2 separate regions of the Homo sapiens genome follow, and region 2 is linked to region 1. Evidence: read pairs that join two places in POLR2A ChIA-PET (ENCODE). Cell type or tissue: HepG2. All regions are shown on one strand.

What was found. ChIA-PET counts read pairs that join two places held together with the same protein. Peaks named below come from ENCODE experiments on the same cell type or tissue, not always from the same donor. Only the 100,000 strongest peaks of a DNase experiment are listed, where the experiment ranks them.
Region 2: POLR2A ChIA-PET joins it to region 1 with 16 read pairs; 8 of 35 experiments call an interaction of 5 or more read pairs at or near these places.

The regions. Positions count from the first base shown.
Region 1 is chr16:69,393,127-69,401,126 of GRCh38, forward strand. No RefSeq gene overlaps it. Among named protein-coding and RNA genes, the nearest start is that of TERF2, 11 kb to the left of the region's middle. In HepG2, CTCF peaks have their summits at 3,112 (motif pointing right), 3,810 and 5,369; DNase peaks (open chromatin) are centred at 3,165, 3,645 and 5,385; H3K4me3 peaks cover 1,255 bases.
Region 2 is chr16:69,518,146-69,526,145 of GRCh38, forward strand. LOC105371325 (a long non-coding RNA gene) reads left to right here and starts at 4,530. Exons shown (of 3, transcript XR_933697.3): 1 at 4,530-4,935; 2 at 5,443-5,592; 3 at 6,326-6,412. RefSeq lists an enhancer at 4,766-5,965. In HepG2, no CTCF peak of the experiment used is centred here; DNase peaks (open chromatin) are centred at 2,920, 3,366 and 4,786; H3K4me3 peaks cover 1,368 bases.

The DNA of each region.
Region 1 (8,000 bases):
ATCATCTGAGTTCAGGAGTTTGAGACCAGCCTGGCTAACATGGTGAAATCGTGTTTCTACTAAAAATACAAAAAAATTAGCTGGGCATGGTGGCGTGCACCTGTAATGCAAGCTACTCGGGAGGCTGAGGCAGGAGAGTTGCTTGAACCTGGGAGGTGGAGGTTGCAGTGAGCCAAGATCGTGCCATTGCACACCATCTTGGGCAACAAGAGCGAAACTCCATCTCAAAAAAAAAAAAAGCCACAATTGATTTACCCATTCTCTTATCGATAGACATTTGGGTTGTTGCAGCCTCAACCTCCCGGGCTCAAGGGATCCTCCTGCCTCAGCCTCCTGAAGTGCTAGGATTATGGGCGTGAGCCACTGCACCTGGCTGAATCTATCATTTTCTTTCATTGTGAGTGCTGTTAGTTGCTTGTTTAATAAATCCTTCCTTATTCAGAAGTCATGAAGATATTAGCTTATGTTATCTTCTAAAAAGTTGTAGATTTTTGCCTTTCACGTATTAGTCTTTTATCCACCTGAATTTGATGCTTGCAAATGATATGAAGCAGGGTCCAATTTCATTTTTTTCCATATAGGTATCCAGCTATCCTAGCACCATTTATTAAAAATATCTCTTTTCTCTACTCTCTGTAGGGCTACCTTTGTTATAAATTAAGTAACCATGTATGTGTAGACTTGTTTCTAGGGACATACAGTTTTTCAAAATTATTTGATGGAATATGCAAGCAAAAAAATGTGAAGACCACTGTACTAAACAAATTGTGTGGCTTTTATCTGGTTATTTAACTTCTCTGAATTTCCTGCACTGTTGGTTGGGAGCATCAGATGGGATCATGCAGTAAAGCAGATAGGAGACATTTTACATAGCCTCTGGGAGCAGAGGTAGTATCTTTTTTTCTTTTGTTGTTATATTTCCAGTGCCATGCACTGCATGGAAACAACACCCACTTGGGACAGGAGCTGCCTTGGAAAGAGCCCAGAGGACGTGACATTTGGGTGGGTCGTGAATGATGGTGAAATCTGTCATCTCTTTTTATGAGTGTCATCTGTTGACTGTCCATGGCGCATTTCGCATGTGGGTTTTATCTGCTTATTTTAACTGGTTTAGTAGGGCCCAGAGGGAGATGTCTGTGCCCTGTCCCACATACCAGCTTTCGGGGAAACCCTGGTAGAAGTCACCCAAGAAGATCTAGCAGAAGCGCCAGCTTTGTTTTTACTAGAGATAGATACATGTTGCTGAGAGCAGGGCTGGGCCTTTTAAAAATTCTGGGCACTGGAGTGCTGCAGGATTCCTGAGTTTCACCCACACACTGCTTTCTTCCCAACCCCCAGCCAGGGGCCAGCAGGTACAGCAACTAACGCACCCACTCACCCCAGCATTGCCACCCGTGGGAGTGGAGAAATCCACACCACACCCCCAGTTCTGTCTTGCCTCTGGAAGAGGGAGCATAGGGTCTTGCACTCAGCAGGCAGTCAGTAAACATGGAGTGCGTAACATGTGAGTAACCCTATTAAGATTAGGCTATATGAGCACATTCCCATCTGCTACTACATGGCAAGAAATGGATAGATTATGTGGCCCTTCCCAGTCCTGAGGGAGCATCGTTATATATACAGATTCCCCAGCAATGGGAATTTTGTATATTTCTGATTCTTCTCCTAACTGCTGAACTAGGAATCTATTCTGATTCCTCCCCTACCTGCTGAATTAGCATGGAGGGGGTGCGCAGAAAGGAGCTATTTTAAATTAAACTCTCTGGGAGATTCTGGTTTTGATGCCCTGTCAAGTAGGGAAATGATCAAATTATTATATTCCTCATCAAAAGTAACAATTTGGCAGTATCTATCAAAACTTAAAATTCACATGTATTTTGAACCTATGGTTTCTCCCAGCTCCATCCTATGCCAACAATGTAGGCACAAAGATATTCAGGGCAGCAATTTTTTTCTTTTGCTTAGATTTGAGATCCCAACAATGCAGCATTTTTGAAATGGACAAATATTAGAGAGTTGGCAAATGTCTATTCATTCATTAGACACATTCTGTTGACATATTCCCACTATCAGGAACAGCAAAAACAAAGTACCTATAATAAAGTCCCTATTCTTACCGAGATGTACTTTTTAATCCATCAAAAGAGGACTGAATAAATAATTTATGATACATTCAAGCAATGGAATATTATGCCTCCATCAGAAGGAATGAGGTTTGTCACTACATACAGCTTTGAAAAGATGTAAAAGACAATTTTTTAAACTTAGGAATCTTTTGAATGTATTACCTCTTCCAAATGAAGAAAATAAAAAAGAGAAAAGCAAGTTTCGGCTAGGTGCAGTGGCTCGTGCCTGCAATCCCACCACTTTGGGAGGTCGAGGCAGGCAGATCACTTGAGGCCAGGAGTTCGAGACCAGCCTGGCTAACATGGTGAAACCTTGTCTCTACTAAAATTACAGAAATTAGCTAGGTGTGGTGGCACACGCCTGTAATTCCAGCTACTCAGGAGGCTGAGGCAGGAGAATCACTTGAACCCAGGAGAAGGTTGCAGTGAGCAGAGATTGCACCACTGCACTCCAGCCTGGGCGACAGAGCGAGACTTTGTCTCAAAAAAAAAGAAAAAAGAAAGAAAAGCAAGTTTCAAAACAGGGTATCAGTATTATCCTACTTGTGGATAAAAATTATATACATATGGATATATATATATATAGATACATTCATAGAAAAAATTGTGAAAGAATGTTAAAAAATTGCTAGCAATAGAACTAGAAAATGGAACTAGGAAGGGAAGATTTTTCTTTTCTCTTTATACTCTTTCATGCTGGTTCAAAATTTTATTTTATTTTATTTTTATGTATTTTTTGTAGAGAGGGGGTCTTGCTATATTGCCCTGACTGGTCTCAAACTCCTGGCCTCAATGGATCCTCCCACCTCAGCCTCCCAAACTGTTGGGATTACAGGCATGAGCCACTACACCTGGCCTAAAAATTTTGACCAAAGGAAAGCTTACTTTTCCAATTTTTTAAACCATTACAAAAATTCCATATAATCTTGAGAGACCATGAAATCTTAAACTTCCAGCAGGGGGCAGCAACGATTCTCAAATATCTCTGACGTCAGCACAAAGCTGAGGATTAGCGTCCCCAGGTTTCCATTTCCAGGCCCAAATACTGTCCTTGCATCACCAGATCATAAAGGAAACAAAACGCAATAACCACAGAAGGCTTAAAATGCCGCAGGAATTGTTGTGTAACAAAACATTTCTGTATGGCTCTTTGTTAACACATCTGCGAGTTAAACTGCCTTTTCTCTCTCTGGAGCTCACAGTTTTCTCATCCATTAAATTGAGGGGGTTTGATGAGATCATGTTAAAAGTTCTCTTTCCATTTCTGTAATGCTAAGCCTTTATGACTTAAAACCCAGTATCAGGAAGAAACAAGCCCCAGTGCCCTCTGAAATTAACTGGCTTATCAAAGAATCTGCTTTAAAACCCTCAGCTGGTCAGTGAATTACTGCCAGTTTATCTTTAGTGTAGATCAAAGAATACTTTTTTTCAGGGGGGAGGATGTTGGTATTTACTTAACTCACTGATGGAGAAAAAGAACGCTCCCACTCTATAAATGTTTAGCATGTGTGTAAAGGTCGTAGGTCTGGTGTTCAGAAATTACATACAGGCTTACGAAAGAATCTGCACTGGGTTGGCCAAATTAAACAACAGGCAGTTGTAGAGAAATAAACACAAGTTAACATTTAACCACAACAAGTCTCTGTTCTTGCTGCTCAGTCTTTCTCACTAGGAGGAGCCTTGAGAAGGTCAGAGAGCTCTGGCTATTCTAGCGAGAGGGCTCTTCTGAGAATGCACTAATCTATTACTTTTATAATATATATATATCGGCCGGGCGTGGTGGCTCATGCATGTAATCCCAGTACTTTGGGATTCCTCATCTGTAAGATGGGGATACCAAAGACCTCTAAGACTGTTAATTGCTGTGAGGGTTAAATGATATAATACATTATCAAATTGCTTAGCATGGGACCTGGCAACTGGAAAGACTTGTTAAAATATGAGTTAATAATATTGTTTAATAAAGCTTAAGCAATATAAGAATCATACATACAGCCACATTTCTGGGGTGTAGACACCCCTTCTCAAATTATTCAGAATCTCCCAGCACCAAAAGATTCATTTCCTATATTTTTATAAGAAATGTATTCTTCCCCTGACATAGTTGTCTTTTTTTTTTTTTTTTGAGACGGAGTCTCGCTCTGTCACCCAGGCTGGAGTGCAGGCGTGATCTCGGCTCAATGCAAGCTCTGCCTCCCAGGTTCACGTCATTCTCCTGCCTCAGCCTCCTGAGTAGCTGGGACTACAGGCGTCTGCCACCATGCCTGGCTAATTTTTTGTATTTTTAGTAGAGATGGGGTTTCACCGTGTTAGCCAGGATGGTCTTGATCTCCTGACCTCATGATCCGCCCGACTCAACCTCCCAAAGTGTTGGGATTACAGGTGTGAGCCCCCGCGCCTGGCTGGTTATCTTCTTTGAGACAAGAGCTTGCTCTGCTGCCCAGGCTGGAGTGCAGTGGCTCGGTCATGGCTCACTGCAGACTTGGACTTCCCAGGCTGAAGATATCCTCCCACCTCAGCCTCCCAAGTAGCTGGGACTACAGGTGTGAGCCATCCCACCCAGCCCATAGTTATCTTTTGATCATATTAGAATGTCTTCAGGAAAGAATGATGCAAACAGGCCCCAGCCCCCAAGTCCCAAAAGCTGGGGCAAGGTTCCAGGGAAGGAGAGATGAGATGGAGGCTAGACCTCAGAACAGGCAAATCAAGACAGCCAAGACAGGCAATCAATCATGTGGGGGCATTTGTTAAAAAGTTTCCAGGATCCAGTCTCCAAGATTTTCATTCTGTTCCAAAATGAATTTCAATAGATAGTTTAATATTTTCATAAAACTATAATCACAGGAAGGGTTTCACATGATCTTATTCTGCCGCACACCCCGGTTCCCCACCAGTTTATTTATTGTTTTCTCCCAAACACTGACTCACTTCCTTTATCCTCAGTCAAGGGCATTGCTTTGATTTGCTCTAGTGGCTGCCCCTCTCAGCTTCTGAGTCTTGGCATGAGGGCGTGTGAATTCTTCCATCTGAAATCATCTGCTTTCTCACAGCCTAACACTTCGCTTCTCTTCTAAAAGCGACTGACAACTCACCTGCTTCTGGAAGCCTTCCCTGTTGAGTTTTTTCACTTTCTCACTGTGTTCTGTGCCACAGATGCAAGTGGAGTTGTGGGAATACAACCAGGGCCGTGTCCTTCTGTCTTTGCTATGGGTGGGTAAGTTCTGGTTCTTTCCATTGGGGGCAGCATGGTTTTAGGGAGAGAGCAGGGACTCTGGAATCTGGCATGAACGCATTCAACAGCACTACTCATGAGCTCTCAGATTCATCCTGGCTGTCCTTTGACACGTTGGGATTGATGCTTTCTTCTCATGGGTCATCCCAATTTCTCCAGGCAGCTTTCTCTTCTCCTCTTTATGTTACTTCTCTCCAAGAGTAGACAAGAAGCCCTTCTCTTTTTTTTCTTTTTTAAATAAAATAGAGACAGAATCTTGCTATGTTGCCCATCTTTATTTCTTTTCTTTTCTTTTTTTTTGAGACAGAGTCTCACTCTGTCGCCCAGGCTGGAGTGCAGTGGCGCGATCTCGGCTCATTGCAACCTCCACCTCCTGGGTTCAAGCGATTCTCCTGCCTCAGCCTCCCGAGTAGCTGGGATTACAGGCATCTGCCACCACGCCCAGCTAAGTTTTGTATTTTTAGTAGAGATGGGGTTTCACCATGTTGGCCAGGCTGGTCTTGAACTCCTGACCTCAGGTGATCCGCCCACCTCTGCCTTCCAAAGTGCTAGGATTTCAGGTATGAGCCATCGCACCCGGTCTATTTCTTTTTAAGTAAAATAGAGACAGAGTCTTGCTATGCTGCTGGTCTTGAACTCCTGGCTTCAAGTGATCCTCTCACCTCAGTTTCCCAAAGTGCTGGGATTGCAGGTGTGAGCCACTGCGCCCAGCCGGTCCTCTTTTAATTCTCCAATGCACAACTAAGGTTATACCATGCACCCCACCATGACTGTCGTGTCCTCATCTGTCAAATGGGGATGATTATAGTCCCTGCCTCACTGAATTCTTGTAAGAATGAAATGAGATCAGGCATGTTTCCAAGACTTGGCACCTGGCAAGTTGTGGCAGATGCTTTGGACTGGGTCACTCAAAACCCATCCCAACCCCTTTCTAGATTTGCTTCCTGGACTGTAGAGGATGGAAAGCTAAATATGACATTTCTCAAACACCCTTGCAGCTCTGGTTCTGTTTATGATTTGGATTGTACTGTGTGAGACTTGATAACTATGAGTCACGTGGAGGGGGAGACAGAGCAGGAAGCATCCATTTTGCTGGCACTGGTCAGGGCAGAGGCAATGCTATTCTGGAGCCAACAGCTGTGGTGGCTGCTTAGCAATTCTTTTCTTTTCTTTTTTGAGTCAGGGTCTCATTCTGTCACCCAGGCTGGAGTGCAGTGGTGCAATCGTAGCTCACTGCAGCCTCAAACTAGTGGCTTCAAACGCTCTTCCTGCTTTGGCCCCCCAAAGTGCTAGGTTTACAAGCATGAGCCACTGTGCCCAACCACAGTGTAATTTTGAAAGTCATTCCTGGATATTTATCCTAGTGTCTATTTCTTCAACTTCCCTAATGAGTCCATGAGCTATCCATACCCCTTAATAAATCCTTTTATGTTTAAATTAGCAAGAGTGAAATCTGTTTTCTGCAACAAAGAAAACTAACCAATACATACATTCAATAAATGTTAGCTCTTACTATTATTTAAAATACTTCATCAAAGGTTTAGTAATAATGGAAGTAATTACATTTCAGGAAAGGAAATTTTAAATTGGCTACTAGATAGGACTATATAAAATAACTTCTGGAGTAGTACTGTCCCACAGAACTTGCTTTTTCTTTTTCTTTTTGAGACAGTCTCACTCTGTCACCCAAGCTGGAGTGCAGTGGTGCCATCATAGCTCAATGCAGACTTGAACTCCTGGGCTCAAGTGATCTTCCTGCCTCAATCTTCCAAATGGCCTCCCAAAGTTCTGGGGTTACAGACGTGAGCTACTGAGCCTGACTTGAATTCACAATATCGGCTCACTGCAACCTCCACCACCCAGGTTCAAGCGATTCTCCAGCCTCAGCCTCCTGAGTAGCTGGGATTACAGGTGCCTGCCAACACGCTCGGCTGATTTTTGTATTTTTAGTAGTGACAGGGTTTCACCATGTTGGCCAGGCTGGTCTTGAACTCCTGACCTCAGGTGATCCACCTGTCTCAGCCTCCCAAAGTGTTGGGGTTACAGGCGTAAGCCACTGCGCCTGGCCAGAACTTTCTTTAATGATGGACATGTTCTGTATTCGCACTCAATATGGTAGCCACTGATTATATGTGGCTTTTGAGCACTTAAAATGTGGCTTCTATAACTGAGGAACTGAATTTTTAATTTGATTTAACTTTAACACACTTAAGTTTAAAATTAAATAGCCACTTGTGGCTAGTGGCTACTGTGTTAGATAGCACAGTCTTGAGTATCCCAGCCCTACCTTTCACAAGGGTGTTTTACAGCTCTCTCTCTCTCTCCCTGGCCAAGGAAACATCTTCAGTCAGTTCTTCCACAAGCCCCAGTCTCAGGGCCACACCATAATAATCTACAGAGGTGCAAAATGCCCACGATGATGACAATTTTTAAACGGTAAATTTAGAGTTTCATTGTACCTAAACCTCATTCTAAGATTGCATATTGACTTTTTATTTGCACGACCGAATGTTTATTGACTATAAGGTACTTGTATGTGTGTATAATGAGAACTGTACAAGAATGTTTACTGAAAAACCAAACACCGCATGTTCTCACTCATAGGTGGGAATTGAACAATGAGAACACGTGGACACAGGAAG
Region 2 (8,000 bases), 130 kb after region 1:
GAAGCTAGAAACCATCATTCTGAGCAAACTATCACAAGGACAGAAAACCAAACACCACATGTTTTCACTTATAGGTGGGAATTGAACAATGAGAACACTTGGACACAGGGTGGAGAACATCACACGCCGGGGCCTGTCGTGGGGTTGGGGGAGGGGGAAGGGATAGCATTAGGAGATATACCTAATGTAAATGATGAGTTAATGGGTGCAGCACAGCAACATGGCCCATGTATACATATGTAACAAACCTGCATGTTGTGCACATGTACCCTAGAACTTAAAGCATTAAAAAAAAAAAAAACCTTTGATTAAATAAATGTGTAAGGGCCAGGCGTGGTGGCTCAGGCCTGTGATCCCAGCGCTTTAGGAGGCCAAGACAGGCGGATCACTTGAGGTCAGGAGTTAGAGACCAGCCTGGCCAACATGGTGAAACCCCGTCTCTACTAAAAATACAAAAATTAGCCGGGCGTGGTGGCGGGCACCTGTAATCCCAGCTACTCAGGAGGCTGAGGCAGGAGAATCGCTTGAACCCAGGAGGCAGATGTTGCAGCGAGCCCAGATTGCGCCATTGCACTCCAGCCTGGGGGACAAGAATGAAACTCAGTCTCAAATAAATAAATAAACAAACAAACGTGTTAGGCTTTTCTCTTGTTAACCTATCTTTTGTTATAGGAGTGTTGGCAGTGACCTTTATGATGGGTGAGGAAAGGCATCACACTTTCCCACCCCACACTAGGCTACTCAGAATCCTCTACGAGCTCCCCATTCCACTCGGAATAAACACCAACACCCTCGCCAGGCTCTGCAGGCCTCCACAGAGGCTGGTGTCCTCTTCTCACCTCTCTCACTGCATTCCTAACTATGCTTGCCTTCACTTGTCCTCCTCCCGTCACGCTGGTCCCCTCGTTGTTCCTTGAGTGCAGCAGGCACACGTCGGCCTCTGTGCCCTTGTAGTTTCCCTTCCCTCCATTTCAAATGCCCTTCCCTTTCCATGCCTCAGTCTTCTTAGCTCTGAAGTTTGGTATCACATTCCCAGTAAGGCCTGCCCTGGCCACTCTGTGTGCAATTCTACCTTTTCTGACACATTCTCTATCTCCTTTCTCTGTCTTATTTCTCAATTTAGCACTTATTGCTATCTAATACAGTTTTTTTCTTTTCTTTTTTTTTTTTTTTTTTTTTTTGAGATGGAGTCTTGCTCTGTCACCTAGGCTGGAGTTCATTGGCGTGATCTTGGCTCACTACAACCTCCTCCTCCGAGATTCAAGCCATTCTCCTGCCTCGGCCTCCCAAGTAGGTGGGACAACAGGTGTGTGCCGCCATGCCCAGCTAATTTTTGTATTTTCAGTTGAGACAGGGTTTCACAATGGTGGCCAGGCTGGTCTCGAACTCCTGACCTCAGGTGATCCACTGCCTTGACCTCCCAAAGTGCTGGGATTACAAGTGTGAGCTACCACGCCTGGCCTTAATATAATTTTTTTACGTATTTATATTCTTTTTTTTTTTTTTTTTTTTTGAGATGGGGTCTCATTCTGTTGTCCAGGCTGGAGTGCAGTGGCATCATCACAGCTCACTGCAGCCTCAAACTCCTGAGCTTAAGCCATTCTCCAGCTTCAGCCACCGGAGTAGCTGGGACTACAGGGACACAGCACCACTCCAGGCCAATTTTTATATTTTTTGTAGAGATGGGGTTTCACCCTGTTGCCCAGGCTGGTCTCTAACTCCTGGGCTCAAGCGATCTACCCGCCTCAGCCTCCCAAAGTGTATTTGTATTTTTGCGTGTCAGTCTGCTTCCATAGAATGTAAAGTCCGTGAGGGCAAGGACTTTTGTCTGTTCTGTTCACAGCTGGGTCTCCTAGAACAGCGTCTGGCATACATAGGTGCTCAATAATTATTGCACAAATGAATGATGATTTCAAAATGTCCTGCGAGGTGTTAACAGACTAGAGGAAGTCAGTCAGTTAAGGGAGAGCTCAGAGTGGGCTGCAGATATCTGGAAGGGGGTGGAATTTCCTTCAGTCTTTAGAGAATGGGGGGTCCTTGGAAAGGTGAGAAGAAAGGGAGACTCATTTGCACAGTGATTAAGGGTGTGGGCTTTTGGACTTGGTGGCTCACACTTGTAATCCCAGCACTTTGGGAGGCTGAGGCGGGCAGATCACCTGAGGTCAGGAGTTTGAGACCAGCCTGACCAACATGGAGAAACCCCATCTCTACTAAAAATACAAAATTAGCTGGGCATGGTGGCACATGTCTGGAATCCCAGCTACTTGCTTGAACCCTGGAGGTGGAGATTGCGGTGAGCCGAGATCGCACCATTGCACTCCAGCCTGGGCAACAAGAGCAACACTCTGTCTCAAAAAAAAAGAAAAAAAAAAAGAGTGTAGGCTTTGTAGTCAGCAGCCTGGGTCCAAGTCCCGCCTCAGCTATGCACAAGGCACCTAATTTCTCTGGGCCTCAGTTTCCATATCTATAAAATGGATCTAACCATAGCACCTACCTCATGGGGTGTTTGTTTTCTTAAAGGATCCAGTGAAATACTTTATATATAATGTCTAGGCAAGGGCAGAGTACTTAGGAAGACTTTGCTCAAAAAGTTGTAGTTATCACTACATAGAACTTAGGATACTTAAGAGCTAGGACTTCATGTCAAAGGTATCATGGAACCTCTCAAACAGGGAACAGAGAGATGGAGCTAGTTTAGACTTAAGAGGAACAGCCCCTAATGGGTATAACAGTTTCTGTCTCACAACTATCAGTTTCTGGCCTCAGCCACCTGGGTTGAACCCAATTCCCATCTCACATTAGTTAAGATGGCTTTGCTTACAAGAAAATAAGGAATCAAAATTAGGCACAAACATGGCATGAGGCCTCTTCTGGGGACCAAGTAGCTGCCTGTCGCTGATGCAATCAGAGTAAAGAGAAATGATTCAGTTCAATCCTGCCACCAACCTCAGGATTTTGGCCAAGTGCAGGTTTGGGGTTGGTTGGTGGGTTATTTTTTCCCTTCCTGATTTGAAAGACTGACTTTGTGTTTCAAAAAGGCACTTTCTTTATGCAGAGAAACTCTGTGGTGAGGTTTTGCTGAGCTCGGTCTGGGGTGGACTACCTTTGCTTATGTCTGGGGAGAGAATGAAATCTAGTGCCCCTAATTTTTCTTTCCCTTCCACCCAGTAAAGACACAGAGCTGAAAGGTGTCTTTCAAAAGGGCTGGAGACAAGGGAGCTGACTCCCAGGTAAAAGGACACTGTACAGGAGACTGCCAGAGAAGTGGCTTCTTGTTTGTTAGCATGGGTTTGTGGTGAGGAGGTCTGTGAAGCCTTCCCCCAGAGTACCCGGGACTAAACAGAACAAATACAACCTCTATTTGTTCATCTCTCCCCTGGCTTTAGATGGTGCTTTATGGCCAGGGTTATGGGGATCAGCTGAAATCCAGGCTGATGTTTATTCCTGGGATTGCAAAGACAGACAAATACCTCTCTGTCCTTTCATTTACCAGGCCAGGAGGGCAGGAGACATTTTTGATCAAGCAGGCAGGCAGTGAAGAGTTATTTTTTAGGTGCCCACTGTGTCCCTGTTGCTGAGCCACGTAAGTATAAATAGAAAAAGTACAAGATTCAGGCTTCAGCCCTGAAGACACATAAAATCCAGTTAATAGGAGGAGGCTTGGTGGGCAAAACAAACTCAAGAGAACCTGTTAACAAACAGTGATGTGAGTTAGGAAGAATTAAACGAGGTAAGCGAGGAGGAAGATGAGCAGGAGATGGCGGGGGGTGGTGCAGCTCTTGGAGGAAACTTCACAGGGAAGGTTTGTAAGACAATAAGCAACATATACTCTGGTTTCTCTTCAAAACGAATACATCTTTCCCCTTTTACAATAAGTAACATGGCTACAGAAAGCACATCTGTTTTTTTCCCCACTGTAGCCCAGCGCTTAGCATAATGTCTGACACACAGTGGGCATTCAGTAAATGTCTGAAGAATGGATGGAGAAGGAGGGGGCTGATTTAAGAAGGATAAGTAGGTGAAGAAGAGGGAGGAGGGCATTCCAGCATGAGGAAAGGCCCAGAGAAATGAGCCGGATGCCTTGGTGAGACTGGTTTAACCACAGTGGAGGGTGTGGAGTAAGGAGTAGTGGGTAATGAGGTTAGATACGGGGCCAGATGGGGGAAGGCTGGAAAGCCAGGCAGAGAAATTTAGAGGAGATGAACATTCCTTCATTCTTTCATCAAGCTTTTATTGAGCACATGCTACGCTCTAGGCACAGAGGCAAGGGAAAGTAGTGGAGACAGAAAGATGAAAAAAAGACATGACCATCTGTTGGGGATAGGCAGAATATCTATCTTTTATTGTAATAACTGTGATAATCATAATATGGGCAAAATATTTTGATATTCTAATCAATTAAGTTGCATGAAACTGAGGCCGTACCAAACTTGCTCAAATAAATTGGGAGTTTATTGAAAGGTGCATCAGACATCCAAGGCTAAGACATGGATTCAAAAGAGACCTGGTAAATTGGGCACCGACCCTCCTCCTTCTCTCCTTTCCTCTCTTGCGATCATGCCTCATGGATGGTCTCTTACTTCTGCTCTTTTCTGTACATAGGCTTCATCCTCTGGCTTATCTCTCTTATTAGGATTTTACCTGGTGCAAGCTTGACATCTTAATGCCACAATACTCTCCTGCTCCAGGCCCAACCTTCCTCATTCACTCTCTGAACTATTTAAGTCAGACTCTGAAGGACAAAGAAGCCGATTGGCTCAGTTCAGCCCATGGGCTGGGTCAGGTGATCACTCAGAACCAATCAGCTGTGGCCAAGAAGAAAATCATGTGATTAAAATATGGCTGCCTAAGCCTACCAAGAATTCTGGATGAAGGTCAATTACAAAGAAGGGGTGTGCACCAGGAGACAACAATAGACAAGCTTAATTCCCACAGGTTAACAATGCAGGGAGCAAATCAATTCACTTGGGTTGGGTTACCCCAAGGTAAGGGAGAAGGCCTGATTTAAAGGTCCGATTTAGTCCTGGGGTGGGAGGAAAGACGTTCCTGCTGTCGATGAAAGCGGCATTCTACAGCCACTAGACTGGCTGCAGCTCTTTCAAAGAATTGAAAACATCGAGAAACTGAAGGGACCCAGACCATCCAGAAAGCTTTTGCCTAATCCAGAACGGAGAGTTTAGAGATAAGTCCTTTTTTAAAAATGTAGCTTTTTGGTTGTTAAGGGCAGAATCTGCTTCTCACTTGTTGCTATAACCTCTGGCCACATAGGCTCATTGTAGAAACTCACTACGCATTTGTTCAATTGAGTTTAAGTCCTCTAAAACCCAGACAATCAACAAACATGTTGCTATTTGTATTCTGTTAGAAACAGAGTCTAGACTAGGAACACAAAACAAAACAAAACAAAAAATCAAAACATGATTTTTCTGATTACTGATGCAGGACTCGGGTCACTGGATGCAGATTTGATGAGAAGTAAAAATGCAGCAGCGGGAGAGTCTGAGGCAAGGTGCCTGGCGGAGAGCTAGATAAACAGATAGTGCTGTGCCCGGTGGCTCCAGGGGCAGATCAAAGCCGGATTTCCCAGCACAGGTAGCAAGCATGGCAGGAATCTGGGAGACCTCTCACCCAGTCCCCAACCCACGCTCACAGATGGAAAGCCACACCATTATTGGTCACACCTTTGCGCATTGCCAGCACGCAGGCGTTTGTGACAAATCTTTTATAGTCTAGTATATAGCTCTCTCAGATAGGCAGCTGTGATATGATTGGGCCCTGTGATTTCTGGCTAGGCCGCCTGGGTTCAGTTCACAGCTGATGTCGGGCCCACTTGGCAAGCGTCTCAACTACTTAACTGCTTTGTGTCTTAGTTTCCAAATTTGTAAAACAGGGAGAATAAACTCCCTTAGGGGGTTGTTGAGGGGATTAAGTGAGATAATATGTATTTATGCACATGCATGTAATATGCAAAGCAATGAAAATAGTGTCTGGCGCATTGTAAGCAATTATGGTTACTATCACTGCTACCAAAAAAACTAGACTACAGAGAAGAGCTTCCAACCTGGAGGACTCTAAAGATCATTAAAACCCACAGAGAGTGACCTGTTGGTAGATATGATTTGGGCCTGCTTGAAACCCATCCCTCCTTTCTTCTGGGAACAGACCCTAGATAGGCCCAGGAACAGAAATTCTTTCCTAGGATTTTTCCAACTAGTAGAAAAAAGTGTACTCCCTCTCTCCACAACATTTCCACCTTTTGGGTTTCAAATAGTAAGGATGTCAGCTCAGAGCTGCCTTTGTTCATTTCCCCTTCCCTGTGGAGTAGCTGGCCTGAGAGAATGAAGCCGATTTGCAGAGAACCTGGAACAGAATTCTGGCTTGAGCAGAACTGGAGTTTCTGAATCCAGTTGACCGTGGATCCAGATACCCACTCCCACTGGTCTGTAATTTGATTACAGAAGTCATTAAATCAGTCTCTCTCCTGAAACTACTTTAGATTCGGTTTCTATTACTTGCAACTAGAATTTGTGCTTGAGGGTCAATTCAAGATGAAAACAGCGGAGTTTTAATTTTTTTTTTTTTACGTTGAACACCACCACCACTAAGTTTTATGGCAAACAGTGTAAAGTCTCACTGTTTACATTACTTTGTTTATTAAGTAAGAGCACAAGTAAGAAAATTGATGGTGTTTTGCCCAGGCGCGGTGGCTCACACCTGTAATCCCAGCACTTTGGGAGGCCGAGGTGGGTGGATTGCCTGAGGTCAGGAGTTCGAGACCAGCCTGGCCAAGATGGTGAAACCCCGTGTCTACTAAAAATACAAAAATTAGCAGGGCATGGTGGTATGCACCTGTAATCCCAGCTACTCGGGAGGCTGAGGCAGGAGAATTGCTTGAACGGGGAGGTGGAGGTTGCAGTGAGCCGAGATTGTGCCACTGCACTCCAGCCTGGGCAACAGAGCGAGATCCGTCTCAAAAAAAGAAGAAGAAAATTGATGGTGTTTTGTAGCCACTAAAATATTCCTATCTTGGAACATTTGGAAAGGAGTAACCCAGGGTCAGCTTTTAAAAGTTTCGTCTCTTAAGTTTTTGTTTGTTTGTTTTTTAGAGACGGGGGTCTCCCGCTGTTGCCCAGGCTGGCCTCTGGAGTGGCTGGGCCTATAGGCACATGCCACCAAACCGGATAATTTTAAGAAAAAAATTTTTATAGAGACAGGAGTCTCCCAATGTTGCCCATGCTGGTCTCAAACTCCTGGCCTCAAGCAGTCCTCCCACCTTGGCCTCCCAAGTAGCTGGGATTACAGGTGAGAGCCATTGTGCACGGCCATCTCTTAAATTTGTAAGCTCTTCAAAGGCTAGAGTACATTTACCTCAAGGGTTGCAAACTCTAATGCTACAGGAGCCAGGCAGGTAATACCTGGAGTGAAGTGGACGGGTGTATGTAAGACAAGGAGTGATGGGGACTGTGGCAAAGCAGTGAGTGCTTGATCCATCGGGGAGAAGCTGCTACCGCTCAACACCAGCCAATTGTTTCCATGTGCAAAATTTGGGTGCAGAGTTACCAAGCTGTCCAGTTTTTAAGAGATTCTGGACATTTGGAATATTTCATGAGAAATCCTCTCAGTTGTGAATGTTGGTTATGAATTCGGCTTTAAGAAATGATCATGTAAGAAGGGTGACCAACCATCCCGGTTTGTCCAGGACTGAGTTGTTTCCTGTGATGTCTAGGATAAGGGGTTTCCTGGGATGTGGAACTTTCTTTCTCTTTTCTTTTCTTTCTTTCTTTTTTTTTTTGAGACGGAGTTTTGCTCTTGTTGCCCAGGCTGGAGTGCAATGGCGCGATCTCGGCTACCGCAACCTCCGCCTCCTAGGCTCAAGCGATTCTTCTGCCTCAGCCTCCTGAGTAGTTGGGATTCCAGGCATGCGCCACCACGCCTGGCTAATTTTTTGTGTTTTTAGTAGAGACGGGGTTTCTCCATGTTGGTGAGGCTGGTCTCGAACT